Linked DNA regions of Homo sapiens: region 1 is linked to region 2. The links are chromatin contacts, found by Hi-C or POLR2A ChIA-PET in ENCODE. All regions are on one chromosome and are shown on one strand. Each heading gives the region's core, a stretch centred on a gene start or an enhancer-like site at or near the end of the contact. The rest is flanking DNA. Distances are from core to core; before and after follow the strand shown.

What was found. A loop is a pair of places that touch in the nucleus more often than their neighbours do. ChIA-PET counts read pairs that join two places held with the same protein, here RNA polymerase II (POLR2A). Pooled maps may share reads with other maps.
Region 1: a map of IMR-90 shows a loop between it and region 2 (6-fold over the local background). The contact joins the enhancer-like site here to the promoter of SEMA5A in region 2. A Hi-C loop is called at or near these places in 4 of 168 maps with a recorded cell type or tissue (IMR-90, chondrocyte, dorsolateral prefrontal cortex and 1 more), 1 of 37 single-sample maps with no recorded cell type and 10 of 50 pooled maps. POLR2A ChIA-PET finds 5 or more read pairs at or near these places in 1 of 52 experiments (BJ).

What each region holds. Positions count from the first base shown.
Region 1 is chr5:9,238,078-9,241,566 of GRCh38, reverse strand. The region is part of intron 5 of SEMA5A (semaphorin 5A); the gene reads left to right. Among named protein-coding and RNA genes, the nearest start is that of MIR4636, 190 kb to the right of the region's middle. Within about 2 kb of position 1,791, at least 2 of the 41 ENCODE cell types and tissues checked have a DNase peak (open chromatin) inside an H3K27ac peak, as active enhancers do.
Region 2 is chr5:9,544,811-9,548,332 of GRCh38, reverse strand. SEMA5A (semaphorin 5A) reads left to right here and starts at 2,258. Exons shown (of 23, transcript NM_003966.3): 1 at 2,258-2,749. It overlaps SNHG18 (small nucleolar RNA host gene 18), which reads right to left and starts at 2,133. Exons shown (of 3, transcript NR_045196.2): 1 at 1,803-2,133. RefSeq lists a silencer at 2,135-2,324.

The DNA of each region.
Region 1 (3,489 bases), core at 542-3,041, 310 kb after region 2:
TGTAGCTCTCTTTGTATGTTTGTCACATCCTGAAAGCTAATGATATTATAAGTTAGAGTGTGTCACTGGACCTGAGATTAACGTGCATATGGCTACTATAACAATGAAAATGAACACTGTTGACTCCTCAGATTTAACATAATTCTGTCTAGGCTGATGGAATACACTTATGCTGTATTGTAAATTAATATCTGATGTGTATCTCTATGTCTGTTTTTCCTTCTGTCAGTCACATAGAAGAGTGTCTTCTGTTTGGTAGGTACTTAATGAATATTTGTTAAATAAAGGAGATAATTAATGTATTTGCATAAAGCAAAACTTCTGTGAGTTGTTCCTTAGTACAGGTATTATTTGTATGTATTTACAGAAAAAAACTTACTGCAAACAGGAATCGTTGTGTCTTTTAAAATGTAGGTGTTTCAAACTCACTGCCTACTGTATCTAATCTTTGAATATTCAAGTAACCACAATATTACTGCTATATGTCTGCTGCTGAAATATATAATGCAGACAAAATATTGAATAGCCTAGAGTAGAAATATTTCTTTTCTCTACTGGGCTATCCTGAAATAGAAAAAGACAAAAGATGACAAAAATTAAATATTTTTAAAAGGGAGACTCAGGAAATGAGACTATGAATGTTGGGTTGAGATCTGAAATGTAGAATGCTTTAGCACTTGTTTTGACTATTGTAAAGATAGGTTTGGGTTAGTGGAAAAACATCTTTTGAATACAAGTGGACACGTGGCTTCTCAAATCAGTAGTGAGACTTGTTCTATAATCATGATACATGAAATAATAAAAATTTTCACTGAGAAATGAAAGAGAAGGCTTGATTAAGAGGTATTTGGTTCATTAGAATGGATCTAGAAGAATAAGGAAGTTGTGACCAGGTTAAACAAACAGCCTAATTTCAAACAGAAAAATGCGTCACTGTGAGAAATAAGAACCCACAGAGAGGAGGTACATTGATACTCTTATTTGTCTCTGATGGATTTTTTTTTTTAATTTCATGTCTGTCAAGTGATGAAATAGGCAAAGTCTAGCTGACCTAGTGAATAGGAGGACACTATGGGATGAATCTGGAGCATCCCATTCTAGTATAATCTGGAAAAGCCACTTTTCTCCATTCTATTCCTTTTCAAATTCTGTGCTATCCAATAATATGTATATATTCCTGCTGTCTTCTGGAATAAGTAAAGTTCCATTCTTAATATAAAATTTCCCTTTATCCTGTTCTCTATTCAGGTAGAAAGTGAACAGAAAAGCTGTACAATCATGGTCTTTAATTAATTCTGGATTTGAATATTATAGGCAAGCTAGTGAGGCTGTAATAAAATGCCTTAGGAAATTAATTTTTTTTCTTTCTAATCACTATCTTCAGAAAATCTGTAAGATTTGTCATATTTATTATTGGTCTAATAAACTTGTAAGAGCAGTTGCTATTTTTTGGTATGCTGGATAAAAATAATGAAATATTTTTTAAAACTCTCACATTCTTTCTTCTCTTATTTTCCCTTTCAATCTTTGGCCAATATTTATCTTGAAAATGCAAAGGCTATTTGGGCATTAGGTAGACTTGTGAAGCTGTTTGTTTGCCATTTCAGCCGCAGGATCTGAACAATTTTGATGGCATTTGGTAAATATTCTTCTTCCTTAGCCCTGGGACTAATCCTTCTCTTTATAGCTTTCATGTTTATAGAAGAGAACATTATTATTTAACTTTTAACAAAATCACTAGACCAATGAAAGCCACCGTGAATGACTCTTTATCTAAAGTATTTCACTGTATAGTTTTCCTAGTAATTGTGTAACACCAGTTCCTCTTGGTGATATGTAATACTGAAACCTCTGGCAATACACAATCAAAGTTATAATGAGTTTTACTCTGCTGAAAGAATATATCATATTCTTTCAGTCCTCAATACTGTTTTAATCAATCCTCAATACTGTTTTAAGTTTAAGTAAAGGCCAAGACGTGGATATCTACTTAAATACAAAAAAACTGAGTAATATTTTGTAAAGAGATCTAAGAAAGGAATATACTAAAGGTCAAATCAGATGAACAACAACACATTTATTTTCATTTATTTTATCTGTACTTCATGGGGATATAGTTATGCAACTGTATGGGAGGCTGTTTTCTCTGGAGGTGTCATTGCTTTTCATGAAAATATTTGTCATCCTGGTATGGAATTCAAATCATGTGTTTGCATCAGATGCTGATTAGCTATGACTGTATTGTTACCATCAAACATTATGAACAGGGAAACAGCACAGAAGGAATTAACAAATTCTCTTATCAGATGTTGACACTGACAAAAATCTTCAAGTCTGCACAAGGGAAAACAGTTATAGCATTGTTTTGGTTTCAAAGACACTGAAGTGGTTCTTTCTAGAATACTTTTCTTATGGACTCATATTTGCCAAGTAACATAAATTATACAAGATGCAGTGTTGTATGATTTAATCTCTGTTATGTAACATTCTTTGGAAGGCAGAAGATATTAGAGAATGGTGTTAGCCTGACTTTGTTATTCTCCCAAGTTTGGATAATTAGAAAGAAAACATTTCTTACTAAAAAATAAGGGTGAAGCCATTATTTTCCTTCATATGATTTGACACTAGGTTGCTTTTGGTTTAGTTTATTATTTGACATTAGTCCAAATTAACAGAAAAAAGTCTCTATCTCAAAATGTCTTTCTGTTAATGATTGAATTACCGCACATCCCTGTTCCTTCAGAAATCCAATTTTAATAGTAAAATAGAAAATAATAATTCTGATAACAGGTATGGAGAATGAAAAAAATATTTTTACCCTATAAAAGTTCACACTCTATACAATGATAGAAAAGAGAAAAAAAAAAAGCCCAGGTGCCTCAATTTGCGCAAAAAACTATTCACGAGAGCTAGGCCATGGATGCCTGTAGGCATCCTTTCTGTAAAGCAAGCCCTGTCTGTTTTCTTCACTAATCACACATTTCATTTGTGAGTTAGCATCAGACGTGGAAGCACACATAGCAAATTAATCAGCATAAGTGAGATTTGGAAATTCTGAGAAAAAATATTTAAAAGCTGTGGCTCTAAACATTTAGTCAGAGCTAATAATAGTATGAAAATGACTGCTACTGGGGAAAAATCCTAGCTATGTTCTTTGCATGAGCTATCTATTGATTGATTATCATTTACAGGTATATCTTGGTAGTAAGGATATGCAAAATCATCCTTCATTATCTATGAATATTGATAAATGACATATTATTTGAATAAAATAAAAATGTTAAAATTAATATTTAAATTATCTTGTCTCAAGGCCTCTCCCTTAAGCCTCGTCTGGGTCTATTCCATAGTTTCACTGAAGTGATCATTTCTACCATCAGTGCTATAGTCACCAACTCATTGTTCCTTTCTAACAGTGACTAGATCTAAGCATCCCATCATTACTACCCAAAAGCAAATAGTAAGGGGGAAGGTCCTTATGCTTCAATA
Region 2 (3,522 bases), core at 1,009-3,508:
GTTTATTTACCTGCTTATTAGCAATTATTTTGTAATTAATCACAATTATCACTAAAATATACATCTTTTAACAATGCATTGGTGCAGCCTGTAAACAGCAAAACTGAATTCAACTCCCCCCTACATATATACAAAATTATGTAATTTATCCAGTTAAATGTTATGTTATCAGACCTATTGGGTCATGGTTTAGAAAGCTATCTTCTTCCCACTGCTTAGCTCTATATGCCAAGAGTTTTTTTGCTTTTTTTTTTTCTTTTCAAGTATTAACGGCAATGTTCAGAGGCAAGAAGAGGATTAGCTGAATACATTGGGTTCTAATTTCTGTCTCCCTCACCCTGGCCACGTAGGCTCCACAGGTCCAGGCAAAGGCTGCAGATCCAAGCATAAGGCAGCTTCCTCCCTACATCTTTCCCCCTAGAAGCAGCCAGGCAAGACCTTGGCCTGCCTCTTCCTCCCAGGGAGGCTCCTAGGCCTCTGTGCCACGTAGGCAAGATAATCGGAATGTCTGGAATGGAACTAGTGCTCTAAGTGCCAAGCAAGGGAAGGGAGAACGGTTAAGCTTTTCCTTCAGGTCCCCAGGAGCCTGCAGCTGCCACACAGCAGGCCGGGAGCCCCCGCCACAACCCAGGGAGGAATGCTTGCCAAGAAGGCCTGCCCAGCTACTGACACTTCCTCCCAGAGGTCTTAAAGGAAATCCCAGTAAGGCCTGAGTACCCAAGACAGCCAGATCACCCGTGCCAGAGACTGGGCATTTGGGGATGGGCTGGGCTTTCATAGAAACCTTCGGAATTGCTTTCACTTAATTCTTTTATTTTAAAAAAAAGTTCTAGAAAATAAAGACACATCGATAGCAATTTGTATTTCCATTGTCCTCTTAGGTCTGCATGGCTACTGTGCGAGCTATGACACCCTGCAGCCTGCAATAGCTTCTTTGTTTTATGGATGAGCTCAATGGAACCCTTATGGACGCACCGGACCATGCCCAGGACCAGCGAGGCCCATCCATACCCCACCACTGGCTGGAAGGGCGCTGGTGTGAACGTGGGTCCTTGCGGGGGTCCCTACCTCACTGCGGTCAGGAGGGGGCAATTCACACATTTCCTCATGCAGGGGACCTTCAAGCCTCCCTCTGAGGCGCAGACTGAGTAAAAAGGGCCCAGAGATACTGTCCCGCACCCCCATCCAGTGGGAAAGGGCCACTCAAGGCCAGTCAGGACTCCCAACCCAAGTTTTATGCCTTATACTCCTATAACTTTACCATTTGCTCTTTTCGCGAGGCTGACCCCCTCCCTCTCCCCCCCCACCGCCTCCTCCAGAAACTGAAGAACTGCAACAAAGTGTCCAATTATACACGTCTTCAAAGGTACTTTACTTGCTTCCCAATTATCAACTTTTCACCTGAGTACTTAGTAAGGCCCAAGGATCCTGCAAAAGTGCAACAAGGAATAATTGACACAGAATTGGACGAATGACTTTGACCATACGGGACTTCTCTCTTAACGCTCAGCGTGGCTACCTGGGGACGCCTTCTCTGGCCTCCCTGATTCGTCAGATTTGTTCATTTCCTTGACTTAATCCCGCTGAAATCGACCCGAACTAGCCGGGAGTCTCACCCCCAAAGTGCTCCTCCAAGAACCCGCAACGACTGACTCTCTCGTCTTCTTTAAGGAGTTTCTCCCTCAGAACGGATGAGGATGTCACACAGAAAGAACAAAATCACAAAGTTCGAGTTCCGGAGGACCAGACGGCCCCTGCCCCCCATCCCCCGGGCCAGATTTAGCCGAGGGAACCGCACGTACCTGAAGCCGAGGCCGGCAGAGAGGGAGCGCCACGTCTCAGGTCTCGGCCGGCGCCCCCCTCCGGGGTGCAGCCACGTCTGAACCGGGACAGCGGGCGGGGGAGCCGCAGAGGGACCCAGTGAGACGGGGGAGGGAGCCCCCAAAAGTCAGCGCTCGGCCGCACTCGCACTGGGGAGGCTGGAATGGAACTCCTGGGGTGCAGCGGGGCTCCCAGGAGCGAAGGTGGGGGTCCTGTACCGGGAAGGGGCGGGGCCCGGGGAGGGGCTCGGGGAGGTCAGGCGCGGGTGGGGCGCTCGAGTTTCACCCCGGCGGGGAGGAGGAGGAGGAGGAGGCGGCGCGGCGGCGGGGGCGGGGCAGGGGCGGGGCGGGGCGGGGGTGGGCCCAGGCTGTCCCCCGCTCCCCGCCCAGCGCTCTCCGCCCCGCGCTCTCCGCGCCCGCTCGCCCCGCGCCGATCTACTTGCCGGGAAGGCGGCGCCGGTGGCGGCTGCTCTCCCTGAGCCCGCTCCCGAGCGCTGCTTTCCCGCCGCGGGTGGGCTTCGCAGCCTCAGGCCAGCCGCGGCCCTTGGCCCGCTGCAGCCCCGGCCCTCCACCTTCCCCGTGCAGGGGCGGCCCGGCCAGTGTCGCTCATCCCGGGACGCTCCCTTCTCCCACCCAGGACTGCCCCGCGGAGCTGGCTTGGACACCCAACTTTGCCACCTCGAGGGTCGTCTCTGCTGGGCGCGAACCTGCCCACCCACCGGTTGGCCGCGCGCTCGGGGACCGTGCTCGTGGCCCCCAAGCCGGTGCCCCCATTCTGGAACTCAGCGAGTAGGGGGCGGCTCTGGGGAAGTGGCAGGGGGCGGCTGCAGCTGCTGCCTCCACTTCCCTAGCCAGGTGCTGAAGAGGATCCTCGGAGCCGCTCTGGCCCCCAGGCGCTGGATGACTGGCACCAGCGCTCCTCGCACCTGGTGAGCGACCCCCGCCCGATTCCTGCGTGGCCTTGGCAGGAGCCCCTGACCGCGCCGCGCCGCGCCGCGCCGCTGGCCGGGACCCGGGGACTGCAGCGGTCGGCTGGTGGGTGGTGCCGATCTCGGGTGGGATCCATCAGCAGGCACCTGGGCGGGGGTTGCGCGTACAGGATTAGGACGACCGTCAGTCCGGGGGCGCCCACAGTTGAGCTAGTGCACGGGCTGGAAGTTTGTGTACCCGCCTGTGCCGAGGTCTGAGCATGGAGAGGTAAGGAGCCGGAGTGTCGCGGTGGGCGAGACGGGACCCCTGCCCAACACCCGGAAAGGTGCGCACACTGGTCTGTGCCCGCCCCCGGCGCGCCTCCAGGCTCGCACTGCCGCGAGCCGGGGGCAGGGGACACGGAGGTCGGGACTTGGCGGTTCGGGAGCGGCCACCTCGCAGCCCCACCGGCTTGGGCAGGTTTTCCTGCTTTCCTTACAGGGGAACCGGGAGGCAATGGGACTTGGGCTCAACTCCGCCAAGCGCCTTGGTTAATGAAAGACACTAAGGCGGGGGATGCAGAGGCCTGGGGAACCACCAGCCAGGTGCGCTGCAGCTAGGCGAGCCCCTTTCACCAGGCATCCCTCCGCTGCTCCACGGATTTTGCACACCGCGGCTCAGGGTTTCAGACCCCAGGGTTTCGGGCAGATCGGGCTCCAGAGGGAATGGTTTCTCCCAAGATGTGCGTGGGAACGGTCGTGGAGGAGTGATTCCCCCGGCTCGCTCCCCGCGG